3 separate regions of the Homo sapiens genome follow, and regions 2 and 3 are each linked to region 1. The links are chromatin loops, found by intact Hi-C in ENCODE. Cell type or tissue: endothelial cell of umbilical vein. All regions are shown on one strand.

Evidence for each region. Hi-C counts contacts between places; a loop is a spot of excess contacts. Peaks named below come from ENCODE experiments on the same cell type or tissue, not always from the same donor. Only the 100,000 strongest peaks of a DNase experiment are listed, where the experiment ranks them.
Region 2: it touches region 1 in a loop (11-fold over the local background); 5 of 110 quality-filtered maps call a loop at or near these places.
Region 3: it touches region 1 in a loop (7-fold over the local background); 2 of 110 quality-filtered maps call a loop at or near these places.

The regions. Positions count from the first base shown.
Region 1 is chr4:145,544,095-145,549,094 of GRCh38, forward strand. It overlaps SMAD1 (SMAD family member 1), which reads left to right. Exons shown (of 7, transcript NM_005900.3): 5 at 2,609-2,830. Among named protein-coding and RNA genes, the nearest start is that of SMAD1-AS1, 29 kb to the left of the region's middle. In endothelial cell of umbilical vein, no CTCF peak of the experiment used is centred here; DNase peaks (open chromatin) are centred at 1,217, 1,927 and 2,717; H3K27ac peaks cover 3,413 bases.
Region 2 is chr4:145,385,611-145,390,610 of GRCh38, forward strand. No RefSeq gene overlaps it. Among named protein-coding and RNA genes, the nearest start is that of LINC02266, 48 kb to the left of the region's middle. In endothelial cell of umbilical vein, no CTCF peak of the experiment used is centred here; a DNase peak (open chromatin) is centred at 2,681; H3K27ac peaks cover 1,952 bases.
Region 3 is chr4:145,277,080-145,282,079 of GRCh38, forward strand. No RefSeq gene overlaps it. Among named protein-coding and RNA genes, the nearest start is that of LINC02266, 61 kb to the right of the region's middle. In endothelial cell of umbilical vein, no CTCF peak of the experiment used is centred here; DNase peaks (open chromatin) are centred at 1,882, 2,212 and 2,702; H3K27ac peaks cover 2,680 bases.

The sequences.
Region 1 (5,000 bases):
CGTAGACTTTGGTTGTAGGTCTGTAGGATGAATGTCGGTTCATCAGTTAAAACAAATGTGCCACTCTGGTGGGGGATATTAATAATGAGGGAGGCTAGGAAGGTGTGGGGGTGGGGGGCATATGGAAAATCACTCTGTCTTATACTCAGTTTTGCTGTGAACCTAAAACTGCTTTAAACATCGATTTAAAAACTGGTGATGAAGGCTGGGCGCGGTGGCTCACGCCTGTAATCCCTAGCACTTTGGGAGGCCGAGGCAGGTGGATCACCTGAGGTCAGGAGTTCAAGACCAGCCTGCCTAACATGGTGAAACCCTGTCTCTACTGCAGATGCAAAAATTAGCTGGGTGTGGTGGCGGGCCCCTGTTGTCCGAGCTACTTGGGAGGCTGAGGCAGGAGAATCACTTGAACCCAGGAGGCAGAGGTTGCAGTGAACTGAGATCACACCATTGCACTCCAGCCTGGGCAACAAGAGCAAAACTCAGTCTCAAAAAAAAAAAAGAAAAAAAAAATTGGTGATAAACTCAAAGGACCTTTCTTGGATGTGCAGTGTCATAAATTGGAATGTACACCACTTTAATCATTATGATTTTTTAAATCTTTTTTATTGCCTCTGTATTTTATGGTTCCTGATTATCTCTTGAACATCTTATCAAACATAATTCTGAGTCAATGAACACTCTGGTTGGGGGAAATAACCCCTATCTCACACATCTGTGGAATTTATATTTGGGGACCAGGATACCAGGAGAGAATAGGCACAGTACCACACTATTAGGAGCATGTGGACCCAGTAACTATTATTACTAAACCCAAAATGTCTGATTTCAGGAAACAGATCTTTAAATTGCTTTAAGATTTTTTTCATTTAAATAGCTTTAATTTTTTTTTCCTTTATAGTTTATAGTCAGTTAATATTTTCACGAGGAAGGAATGTTGGCCATTTTTTTTCTTCCCCCCGCTTTTTTTTTAACTTGTTTTTAACCTTTGGTGATTTTCCTAGAGCAGGGGTGAACAAACTACAGCCCACAGGCCAATTCAGCCTGCTATCTGTTTTTGTAAATAAAGCATTATTGGACCACAGCTGTATTCATTCATTACATATTGTCTATGACTGCTTCTGTGTTACAAGGGCAGAATTGGATAGTTGTGATAAAGATTATACAGCCCATAAAATCTTGCTGGCCTTTCACAGAAAAAATTCATCAACCTCTGACCTAGATGAATAGTATTTTGAAGTATCCTGATAGCTGATAAAAGCCTTCTGCTAATAATGTTGCAGTCTGCTTTAAGATTTGGCACTTGTAAATCACTAAAGTTTTGCTCTTTGAATTATAGCAAATTGATGTGGTAGAGTTGCTTAGCAAGCAGGGAAGATAGTGTATGTTTTTAGCTAACTACTTACATATGTAAAGCGACTAACTTATGTGTGGGTTTTTTCATGAGTATTTTCCTTGTTTTTTTTTTGTGTGTGTGTGTGTGTGTGTTTGTTATTGTTGTTTTGTTTTTTACCAAATTCTAAAGTAAAGTGCATTTTAGTATTTGTGGAATTTGATGTTAAGAACACAGAGGTGCTTCTCCCTTAGCAGTTGTAGTCTGGGCTTCTGATGTGGACTTTCTTTCTTTTCCTCCTTTTATTATTGTACACCCAAGACTTCATAAACCTCAGATCATTATATATTGGTATGCTGGAAATATATGGTTTGTATTCCTGGAATCTCTAAAGGAGTGGTACAAGAGGTTTTACTACAGAAGGAATTCATCTTTAAAACCTTTTAGTTGCAAATGTTTAGAACCATGTTCTGTTTGGAGATTTGTTAGTCTTAAGAGATTTGACTTAACAAGCTGCATCCTGTCAGTAAAGTTGGGTAATTTCCATTGTTGGCCCATTCTGGGAATGGAGAGACAAAACACACCTGCTCTGCATGACTTAAAGCAAATATAAGGAAGTTAGCATGAAATCTGGATGAGAAAGATATGATTCATTCTGTAAGAATGGCCAGCTGGCAAGATTTCTTCCTGAGTTTGAGAACTGGAGCAACACTGTAGCTGTGATAGTTATTGGCAACTTAATATGAGGTAAAGTAACTTCTTATCAATAATTAGAAACTGATTTTCATGGCTTTGAATAAGCATAGGCATACTTAGTCTTTGCCAAAAGTAATTCATTTTTATGCCAGTACCTTTGGCATATTTTCAGTCTTCTATTGTTCTCTTCCCACTTATTTTTTCACTTGTCACTTGTGTTTCTTTAGATGGTGAGCCAAAGTCTGTGGTAGGGGTGATTTCCATTTCTGCATATTACAGAGCAATTAGCATATTGTTAATATTCAGCAAAAGTTTTTGCTGTGCTTCCTTAGCTGGTGTTTTGGTTATCTGATAGTAATTGGAGAAAATTGTTCTCCAATTTTCTCCAATTAGGAGAATAAGGAGAGTGTCATATTAAGAAGTACCTGCTTTAAACATCATAGAAAAACTGTATACATTATAATAGCAATTGCTTTTCCAGTGTCTTCATTCCATGATCCTGAGCCAATTCAACAACACGGTTTCAGTTTTTGAGAGCCTGAGGCACTAACCTTGGTTGATATAACATTTTCTTTCCTCTAGATGTTCAGGCGGTTGCTTATGAGGAACCAAAACACTGGTGCTCTATTGTCTACTATGAGCTCAACAATCGTGTGGGTGAAGCGTTCCATGCCTCCTCCACAAGTGTGTTGGTGGATGGTTTCACTGATCCTTCCAACAATAAGAACCGTTTCTGCCTTGGGCTGCTCTCCAATGTTAACCGGAATTCCACTATTGAAAACACCAGGCGGCATATTGGAAAAGGTGAGTTTTTGCTTTAACCTCTTTCAGATGTTTATCTGTTGTGTCCCTGTTCCTCCAGAGCTGACTTAAAATCATTCCTGTAACAAACTGTTGTAGCAAAGACCAGGTAATGTTCACTTGCTGCAGTTTGTAAATATTTTTCCAGTTTCTGCTATCTGGAAGCTCTTGCAGTCAGTGATTTTTGTGGTCGATCAACTCATAATATTGAAATTAATTAGTTGAAATTATGATTTGCCATTTTAAGACACTATTCTGTATGATATTTTGCTGCAGAATAAATTGGCTGTTATAAAATGAATCACAACCTAAAATTAAAAGCAAATTACAGTTAATTGCTTAATTGTATTTCAAATGAATACCATAACTCAGTAAATAGAAAAGAAAGAACTAGATTTTAGCACAAACATCGTGCAAGGTGGCACGATAGAACCCTGCAGTGATTGTACCCCCACAGGGACACCAAATTGAACAACTGTCCATATAAGACAGCACCTTCAAAAGAACAAAAAATCAGGCATGGATATATTTATAATAAGAAAAAATAAAGACCAAAAAACAAGCCTAGTAAGTTATGAATATAGTAAGTGACTATATATCCTCAGCCTAGGCTGAGTGGAGTAGATAGAGTAGGGGTAGGATTTCAAATAAATCCCGAACTCTTTTTAGTAAACTTGATTATTTCATAGCAGTATGAGTGAAACCATTCTGAAACTTTCATATGTAAAGATGAAGCAAATGACTAAATGTGTGGATATTGTTGGGAGCTTGGGTTTCCACTGTGGAAAACAGACATATAAATGCGGAGGGGAGCAAAAAGTAAACCCTGTGAAGGAGAATAGAAGTATCAGTGCAAAATTCTGATTTTAGTAATACATATGTGTATGTATGTATGCATGTTTATGTTCTCATGTATTACGTATGTGTGTATGCATGGGTATGTATATGCGTTTTTACTTGCGTATAGTTTCTGATCTGCCTGCTGAAAGGGCCCAGAAGCATACATACCCAGTAGCAATAAGCACATCTAGTGTTCAGATCATCATCGCTAATACCATGTCCCACTAAAAGGAACTAGGGCTCCTTGAAGAAATGGCTTACCCCTAGGCTGGGATAGGTAGGCATAGGAGGACCCTGGAGCATCTTGTTGTGGCAGAAAGTAAAGAAGTGCTTATGGAACTCATGGGGCATGCCTCAGGAGCCAACTTAGAGGGCCTTCCACTGGCCAACTCTCAGACAATTTGAGCTCCAAAATAATTACAGTGATGAATTTTACTTCATTTTATTTATTTATTTATTTATTTATTTATATTTTATTTTTTTTTGAGACGGAGTCTCCCTGTGTCACCCAGGCTGGAGTCCAGTGGTGTAATCTTGGCTCACTGCAACCTCCACCTCCCAGGTTCAAGTGATTCTTGTGCCTCAGCCTCCTCAGTAGCTGGGAGGTTACAGGTGTGCACCACCACACTCGGCTAATTTTTGTATATTTAGTACAGTCTGAGTTTTACCTTGTTGGCTAGGCTGGTCTCGAACTAACCTCAAACGATCAGCCTGCCTTGGCCTCCCAAAATTCTGGAATTACAGGTGTGTGAGCCACTGTGCCTGGCCTCAGTACGGTATTGAATTTTACACCATTGAAAAACAATACAAATTTATAAGTCCATACTCATAATAAATAGATAGATAAGTGAATGGGGAAGGCTGGTTGATAAATGTAGAGTCAGTGCTAAAGTTTGAATATCATTTTGCAACCATCATAGTAAGGATCAGGCAAGAATCATCAATGGATGCTAAATATAAAGAAAATGTTTATGAGAATCAGTTTATTTGCATGGTCTTAAGAGTGTTTACCCTCAAACTGCCTGTTAGTACAAGGGAGAATAAAAAGCATTAACTAAACAGTGGAGAAACCGTATCATTTGTATTTTAATTGTAATTGTATAATTGATGCCCTGTTTTGACTGGGAGATCAAAATTATCATCACCAATGAGAGACAGATGGGTATCATATACCTCCAGATGTCATACCCTGAGAAGGCCATAACATCACCTACGCAGGATTCCAGCTGAGAATGCAAATCCGAATCTAATCCTGAGGAAATATCAGACAGACTCAAAGCAAGAAACATTCTATTAAAAAGGGTGAAGAAGGGGGAGTAATTCTTTCAAAATA
Region 2 (5,000 bases), 160 kb before region 1:
CTTGTTTCTGTCAGGTGGGAGAAGTCTAAATCCCCCACGCAACATGCCAGAGGAAGACGGAAGGGATCCTCATTAGTGCTGGCAGTGTTGGAAGTGCAAACTTCCCACTAGGCCTTCCACCCTGACTGGGAGGGTGAAGGACACCTTGTTACTTTTCCCCACATGGTCTCTGCTGACACTGAGTTGGGGGATTTTTTTACCATTGGAAGTTGGTGAAAGTCGGACTTCTCACTTGGCCTTCTCTGACATCATGCTGGTGGGAAAGGGGAGGAATGCCTCATTACTACTAGGTTCGTTTGGAAGTTTTAGGCTCCCAATTTGGTCTCTACTGACACCCCTTGTCGTAGGGCATGGCTCCTTGCTGTGTGAAAGTTCAGGGTCCTGACTCAGCTTTTGCTGATGTGCTAGCCATGAAGCTGCAGTTTTTTCAGAATGTTTGGTTGGGTTAGAGGAGTTAGTTATTGTCTGAAAGTTTTCTATCTTACTAAACTGTCCCTTTCACCATCCTTTGACTAGACAGAGTCACCTTTTCTTGTTGTTTATTGTTTGTTTCTGTCTGTGCCCATTGTGATTTCTGAGTTGCCAGCTTGTCCCTAACCCAGTATGGGATACATGAAGCAAAAAAGAAACCCAGGGAACTCACCTCTCTGTCTTTTTTCAGGTTTCTAAATCCCTATTCAGTTGTTTCTCTTCTTTCCACCTTTCAGCATTATGTTTTGTTTGTTTCGTATGTAATGTCTGGAAATTTTAGCTGTAAAGTGGGAAGAATAGGGAGAAGGTTGTCTACTCCAAATTGTCCTGTGTCTTCCTTTTTCAACAACAATGTGAGAGCTGGATATTGAGTTCAATCCACTTTTCTATAACCTGATGTTATAGAAACGTGGTAGCAGGAGAGCTCTGTGCAATTGTGAATTGCCTTAATTAGAGAAACTGTAGTTTGTTTTGTCTTTAAACTTTGTTCCTAGCTTTCATATTGGAAGATACCCTTGCATATTTCTCCACATGAGAACTTATGTCTGAGAGAGTCTCTTCTGGTTATTTTATTACCGTTGATCTTCTAACAATGTGGGAGTTAAGCGTGCCAGCCCCCTGTGCAGTCAAAAATCTGCACATAACTTTTGACTCCCCCAAACTTAACTACTAATATCCTACTGTTGACCAGAAACCTTAAAGCCTTACTGATAACATAAACCATTGATTCATATGTTTTTATGTTATACATATTTTATATATATGTTATATATATCTATATATATAGCTAAAGAAAAGAAAATGTTATTAAGAAAATCATAAAGAAGAGAAAATATATTTACTATTCATTAAGTGGAAGTGGATCATCATAAAGGCTTTATCCTCATCATTTCCCATGGATTAGGCTGAGGAGGAAGAAGAGGGTTGGTCTTGCTGTGTTTCAGAGAAGACAGAGGAAGAAGAAAATTTCTGTATAAGCAGACCCACATAGTTCAAACCCATGTTCAAGGTGACACTGTACTTTGTTTTACCTACTTCTTGCTATGTAACTTTCGTACATGCATGCATTCTAACATAAAATAATTTTTCAAAGGGAGAGGTAAAGTACAAAATTCAACCAATCTTCTCTCCTACTCTTACAGTATCAGTGGAAACTCTCAGGATTTGTTGACTCACCAGTACTGTTTCTGACGTGTTGAATGGGTTAGATCAAGGTTTCTCAACTTTGAGGCTATTGACTTTTTGGTTCAAATACTTCCTTGTTTTTGCCCTGAGTAATGTTGGTTATTTAACGGCATCCCTGGCCTCTACCTACTAGTAGAATATGCCCCACTTGTAAGAACAAAATATGTCTCCAGACATTGCCAAATGTCCCTTGAGTGGCAAAAAATCAGTCCTGGTCGAGACCCACTGGGTTAGAACAAGTGCTATATTATTCTTTCCTTAATCCTCATTTTTCATTCCTTGGCAGATCTGTTAACATTTATGTCAGAAGATTGCACTTTTTTCCTGTTTGTTTACTGCCAAAATAGCTTTGGGATCCACTCTACTAGATTTTATTCAATTCATTTAACACTGAGGTAGAGTTTTCTCCTCTTTATTCTTCCTTTATTCATATTTTTACTCTTTGAACTTTTCCTGCATCGATATTCTCTAATGTGGAGAAGAAAACATTAATACACATGGCTTTGCTGGCTCCTCCATGTCTCTTCTATTTCTTCCAAATACTTCAAATAAGTTGTATACATGACATCTGTTATTACCTGCCATTTGATTATTAAATAATCTCCTAAATACAATAGGCCCATTAGTTTTCATCCTGGTTGATGTCTTTTTTATCTTTTACCTCTTCTTGAATCATAGTAGTACCTTAGAGACCTCATCTACTTTGTTAGCCTCAACTCTTCACTATGAAGATCACCAAAAGAGCAAGTCTAACATGGCATCTTACCTGTGCTCTAGTTTCATAGCTCTATTTTCACAAAGTATCTACTTGCGCGTCCCAAATCTGACATATTTGAAACAAGCTTGTCATCATTTCCTGCAAATCACTTCCCCTCTGCGTTTCTTATTTCTATCATGTACCCAAGTATCCTTTGTATTTCCACTTCAACTACTGTAATGTTTCCTTTGTTACCTCATGCCTGGGGTATTTGAAATAGCTTCCTACTTATCTTCCTGTTTCTAGTCTCTCACATACCACCTGGTATCAGATCAATCTTACTTAAGTTACACTTTTGTAATATTAAGTTCCTGTTAAAACCAAAACTAAACAAACAAAAACTTCAATCATCATTCTTCTTTACTACTTTCAGAATGTGGTGCCAGAGGGATCAAATATAGAGACAATGGTACCTAAGATTATACTTCACAATCAAACTAGATAGTGGGTTAATGTTAGTGTGCAAGTCTGCAACTTATTTAAAGACATTCCAATTTGCCTTTCTATAAAACTACATAAACTAGCTTAGATCACCAGAACAGAAATAACCACTTCTACAGTAACTCCTCTGAATTGTTTTATTATTTATTTAAATATTCACTGTTCTGCAATTATTCTAAAATATATTCGTAAGAAAACATGAATAAATATGGAAACAGTGTGATATGTTGGCTTGGGTGTGCTTGTGGTTAAACTTTTTTTTCTTTCCTTTAGAATTCTATTAATAGTAGTGCAATGTTTTTTATAAGCAAAAAGCTACAAAAATTAAAAGCAAAATATATTTATGATTTTATTTTTAAATTGGAATCAAAAACCTTGGAATGTTTTGCTCCATAAATGGATATAGGAATGTTTGCAACATAGACATTGTCGGAGGTAACCTGGATTATCATACAATAAAGTGGCAGTGATCAATCTTCTCTTTAAGAAGAGATAACTGATAAATTTTAAAGTTTGGCCTTGAAACCCAGCCCCAAAGGCGACTCAAAGTCTGTCCCATTTCCTCTCCATGAGTCCTTCCTTATTCAACCAAAAATTGAGGAGCATAAAACGAGTTGTCTTAAGTACTGTGTTTAGCTGCACCGAGGGGTGAAGTGTTGATGGAAAACCATGTGAATGGCTGCCTACTTACCAGCCTCATCTTATCCCATTCTCCTTTTCCCTCCTTATATTACAGCCATGCAATCATTTCAGTGCTTCAAATTTCACAGCTCCTTCCCATGTCACAGGAGCCACATGCATTTTCCTCTTCTAGCATGTTCCCCTACCTGTCCCTACCTCAGTTACTTTATTCCCACTCATCCTTCATGCCTCAATTTAAGTGTCAAGTCCTGGTTGATACTTAGAAATGGTGACTAAAGACAGGATTGCCCCCCGCCCACAACTCCTTTTTCCTATAAGAAATCATTCAAAAACAAGGAGAAAGAAAAACCAGAAATACTAACGTTATCTCCCACAACTTTAGCAGGTAGATGTAACTTTGAGCTGTAGGAAGGGAGGAAGAAATGCCAGATACAGGCAAGATAAAGTGGAAGTGCAAAAAGACACTCTGAGATGACTTTTAAAAAAGGTAGTATTTACCGTATTCTTACAATGCCACATGTACATGCATTATCTGCATGCCTTTTCAGGGATTGACCTCCTGTATTAGCCATTACAGCACTCAGTGAGATAAATGCTATTATGATTAGCCCTTTACTGCAGAAATAGAGTCATGCAGCTATTATGTGGCAGAGCTGTAATTCCAAATCAGAACTCACAGCACTGCCGCTGTGCTATGAGCAACGTGCAAATACCCAATTCATAAGGAATTTCCGTCATTCAAAGTTGAGTATTACCACAAAGTAAGCACACTGAATCTATGGAATTACTTCAAAAAAAAAAAAAAAGAAAAAGAAAAGAAAAAACTGTTGAAGGAATGGGGAAAACAAATAGTACAAATGGCAGATGAAGAATATATCCCAGAAGATTTTTGTTATGAACCAGAAGAAAAGTATTACCAAATATATTGCCATGAATTTAAAACATTTAATGAAAGAAATACTTATATAAAATGATGACTCAAAATACATCTAAAGAGTTTGGGAGGAAATGTGCTGAGAAGAGAAAAAAATCAAAGATGAGTGGAAAAGAGAAGTAAAATCTCATTCAAAATGAGAGTTAAAGTAGAATAAAGGAGAATAGTTACTACTGAAAGCATAGCATATAAAGGAGAAGATTTCAAAAATAAATAAGATTAAAGAAAAATGATAAATCTAGAGATAAAAATGAAGATTAAATATGCATAATGGATATCCCTAAAGAAAATCGACACATAATTGAACAGAAGCATAGATATAGCTTAAGGTCCCAGAAATAAAATAAGACATTAATCAAAAGACTGAAAAGACATACACTTTATAATAGTTACTGGCTATTTTCATCAATTTTTGCCTTAGGAAGAAGTATCAGACCATGATACGATTGTGATCCCTGGGAAGGAAGGAAAGAAGGAAGGAAGGAAGGAAGGAAAAGGGAAGGATGGAGAAGGGGAGAGAGGGAGGAAGGAAGGAAGGCCCTTGACTGTAATGCATTTCTGAGAAAATTT
Region 3 (5,000 bases), 270 kb before region 1:
ATTCTTAAAATTTGTTGCACACCATTCCAGAAACCTCTGCATATAAACCTCTCTACTTAGAGGTGTTTCTGATCAGCTTAGAAGGGTCTCCAGGGATGGTGGAGGATAGCAGCCTGAACTGAATTGGAATCAGTTCTCCACTCTCCTAGAACAGTTTTTGATCCTTTTTATTCTTTGAACTATGTGTCTGTTTGTAAGTGAGCTTTGACTCACCAGAGTTGGAGAACCCAAGAGACGTTGGAGAGAGGTGGAAGAGATAATGTATACTCATTGAAAAAATCAGCAAGAAATGAGGAGAAGAGAAGGAAAGGAACAGCATCCACAAAAGCCATCCAAGAGGGAGAAAAAAGAGCAAAGTATGATCCACCAGCGGGGATTCTGTGATGCAGACAGGGCTGACTTACTATCGGGCACAGTGCTGAGGGGCTAGAAAAGTGTTTTAATTTCTTTAACATCAGAAGAAAAATAAATGAGCCTTTAGGTCAAGAAAAAAGGTTGTTTTTTGTTTGTTTGTTTGTTTGTTTGTTTTTTGAGACAGAGTCTCGCTCTGTTGCCCAGGCTGGAGTGCAGTGGCATGATCTCGGCTCACCACAACCTCTGCCTCCCAGGTTCAAGCAATTCTCCTGCCTCAGCCTCCCGAGTAGCTGAGACTATAGGCGTGCACCACCATGCCCGGCTAACTTTGGGCTTTCACTATGTTGGCCAGGCTGGTCTCAAACTCCAGACCTGGTGATCCACCCACCTCGGCCTCCCAAAGTGCTGGAATTACAGGTGTGAGCCACCGCGCCCAGCCAAGAAAAAGTTTCGATATATGATATTAGTGTGTTTATCATTATACCAACACAGTCATAAGATAATGTTTAATATATTTTTATGAGGAAGGGGTCCATGAAGGCAAAAGTGTCTAGGGCCCATAGAAGTCACAAAATGCACCCCTGGGTACACTCTCATGTCCCAAATGATTTAAATTTATTAAACATGTATGTGCTATGCAGTTTTTTGCCACCTGTGATATTCTTATTCTCATTTTACAAATGAAGACTCTGACGCCTGGAAGGCAGTGAAGAGAAAGAAAGTGATAGAGTTGGGGGCTACTCTCAGGTGTCCTGATCTTCATTTCAGTGCTCTTTGTGCAAAGGGTGCCACAGGAGGTGGCAGATATGGGGCAGGGACAAATATGGAAAGAATAGAATCAAAATTTAAAGTATGGAAGGATTTATAACTGGCCAAGTGTTTCCCCAGCCACCACATTTTCTTCCTGAGATGACACTTAGTTGTCAAAATGTATACTTTTAGGTAGCCCAAGAAGGTATAAGGGAAAGTGAGGGGATGGTGCTGCTGCCCAAGACAGACTCATCAGGGTGGTTATTATTAGTGCTTCACTTTCCTTTGTGATCATGTTCTATAAACATGAATAAGACATGACAGAAACAAAGTTTAAGCCCTTGGCATAAAGTTAAAGCCTTTTAAAGACATTTAGTAAGATTGCCAGTTGCTGAGTTGTTACTGTGTTTAAAGGAAGGCTGCATTAAAATTCAGTGGTGAGTTAAGGTTCTTAACTGATACATATGTGCTTTCTAAAAAACCCAGTTTCTCTCAGAAAGATTGTTTTTGTCTTTCATAAAATATATATATATATACACACACATATGTATATATATGTGTGTGTATATATATGTATATGTGTGTGTATATGTTTTGCTCCCTTTTGCTATATTATCTATAACCTAATTTATTCTGAATTTGAACTTGTGGTTTGATAGGTAGCCCAAATGAGTCATTCAAACAAAAAAAGACATGATCTCATGAGCACTATTTTAAACATTTACTCTATTATTCAGAAGTCTTCATGTTTCTAGAAACAGCCATCTCTGCCTCCCAGATGGTCAACTGTGGACAATGAGATAACCCCCGCAAAGGAGTGAGGAGAGGATAGTGCCTCTAGGAGTAAAGTACTGATAATCACACCTCAAAAAGCCATGCTGCTCTGGTCTGAGACAGAGACCGTCCCAAAGTCTAACTCTCCTAATAAACTATTAGATACTACATTAAAAATTAATTTGGACGAGAGTTACCCTGTGATTCACTTTATGTAGATCTAAGAAAGCAAGAACATGAGTTAGCTGACAGCTAACCCGGCAGCATGTTTTCCTTCTTAGCTGCAGGGGAGAATAATGTACAGGAAAAGGTGATGTAATGATTGTCTCACGTTCATTATTCTCTCCCAAATGAATAACCTTCCACATCAAGGATGAGCTCACTCACTATTAGTGGAATAACATCTGGTGAGCATGGGCCCCCAGCTGAACACGCTATTGGTTTGGGGTTATATTTAACCAGTAGAGACTCAACTATTGTTACATGTATCACATGTGCAGCCCAGTTATATTGCAAATATCTTTTTAAGGGGTAAGGAAATACTCCTTAAAGTATTTTAACATGCAAGCCTTTTCCTTATGAAACAAGGCACCAACCTATTCCAAAAGAGATCTTAGGCTATTATTAGAGTGGAATATCTGAGACATGTGACAGAAGCCTTGGTCCGCTTTGGCTGAGGCTCGGATGCTTGCCATAGCTATCTAAGTTTAAATTTCAAATCACGGATAGGAATCTCTCTCCTTCAATTTCCCTTCCCATTCTTAATTTCCAGGCAGGCCTGCCACATGGACAATGGTGGATTTTGCAGTGTAATCTCTCTAATAGATTTACTGTAAATGATGAATCATCCTAGTACTTAAATCTAATGAGTAATGCTGTAAGTCAATTTGGTTTTAAAAAATGCAGCCTAGCTAAGGTCATCAGTTAAATGTGCTAATACAGAGTAATGTAGATGTTCAGACACAAGCACAATCGGTCCTAATGGTCAGGAAGCCCAAATACTCTGGAATCTGCTGTTTGTCAAAACCTGTAGGAGAATTGCTCCCTGAAAATCATGACATTTAGAAAAGAAGATAAGAATTTCATTCCATCAGCATGAGGAACACTCCCTAAAGTTTAGGCTCCTCTGATTGTTCTCTTCATAAAATGTATTAACACTTTATTGTGAAGACATTAACAAGCTATAATAATTTTTATTTAAAAGACCAGTTATGAAAATAATACCTATTTATTGAAGAAGACACAAGAAATTCAGAGAAGCACAAATAAAATACAATGCACCCTGCTTCTAACCATGCAGACCTCTTGACCTATGTTAGTTTTTTTTATTTGAGTCTATGTAAGCATTTTCTCATGTTATTAGCTATTCTTCTATATTTTATTCTGAATGGTCATATAATGGGATATCATGTGACTGTACCATAATTTATCAAATCTGCTCTGTCTTGGACTCTAATTTCTTGCTATTATAACCAAGGCTGTGATAAAAGTCTGTGTAGCTAAATCTTTGCACACATAGGTGATTATTTGCTTAGGATAAATTTGCAGAAATAAAATTGTTGGGTCAAAGTGAATGTGTATTTTTAAGGGTTTCGATAACTGTTAAGGATACCATCATAAGAGAATGGGAGATTTGCTTCCTTCCCTGCAAATGGTATCCTCAAGATTAGAGATGTTGCCTAAGTCCCTCTGCCTCAATCAACCTCTGGTTCCTTATCTATAAAATAAGAGGGCTGGAACAATGAGAAAACAATGACGTTAATCCTGCCAAATGACTCTCATATATTACCTCATTTACTCTCTGTACGGTAATCCCCTGAGACAGGTTAAATGCCTTGGTGAAGTTCTATAGCTTGCAGAGAGAAGAGTCATAACTTGAACCTGGGTCTGCCCTCTCCAAAGCCCATGTTCTAACCTACCTACCTATACAGTTGCTTCCAGGGTTATCACTGTCACTCACTGATCCTGTACACTATGTGAGAGCCACTGTTCCAGGTGCAGGGGATTCACTGGTGAACTAAACAAAGTCCTTGACCTTGGGACTCCTAGTAGGGAGACAGATAGTAAGTTTATAATATAGTATCAGGCAGCAGTAAGTTCTATGGGAAAGATGAAGCAGGGAAGAAGATAAAGGATGGCTAGGATCCTGTTTTAGATAGAATGGTGGGAGAAAGCTGCTGTGTCTGAGTGGATGAAGTGAGTGACGCTGCCATGGAGATTTGTGGAGAGTAAACTCTCCAGGCAGAGAAGCAGCAGTACAAAGGCCCTAACACCGGGACATGCCTCGTGAGTTTGGGGAACTGCACAGCCATCATTAGGGCTGACACGCAGTGAGACTCACACTGAGTCTATGAATCGGCCCAAGCATATTCTGGGGCAGGGGTAGTTAGATATTAGGCACGGGTGAGCACTGAGCAGCCACTGGCAGGCAACACTGGTGGAGGTGACATCACCTCCACGCTTCTGAGAAGGAAACACGGCTAAACTCCCATCACCTGATGCTTCTGTAGCTGGAGCTCAGGCCACAGCATTAAAACTCTATGCCCTGGGAAAACTCATGCAACTGCATTTCTGGACTCAAAGGGAAGAATTTTGATCCATGGATCATTCGGCCATATAATTACTCACCTTCACCCGAGGAGAAGCAATGTTTGCTCCATATATCACTGGGAAATAAAATAGCAAGATAAAACATAAAGAATTTATTTGACTAGAATTATCATGCAGAATTGGAAAAATATTCCATTTCAAAGTCCAAAATGGTGAAGTTATTCATCACTTTAGAGGACAAACACATCTATCCAGAGACCAGCTGTTTCCTGGTGTCATTTAAATTTGAAAACCCCACATGTTCTGCTAGAGGAAGGAATCTAGCTTCCTTTCTGTTCTTGAAAACTTTTAAAATTTAATTTGGGATTCAATTAATTTATTATACATTATTAAGAACCTAAATGTTCTCACAGACCAATTTTCAAGAGTATAGTAACACTGTACAGTATATCATTGCTTGGTTGGAGTTACCTGAAGCAAATGAACTGAGTAATACAGTGTACATCAGATAGAAGAGATGTGAAGTACACAGAGAACTTTTATTGTTCCAGAGTAATAACCCATGCAACTTA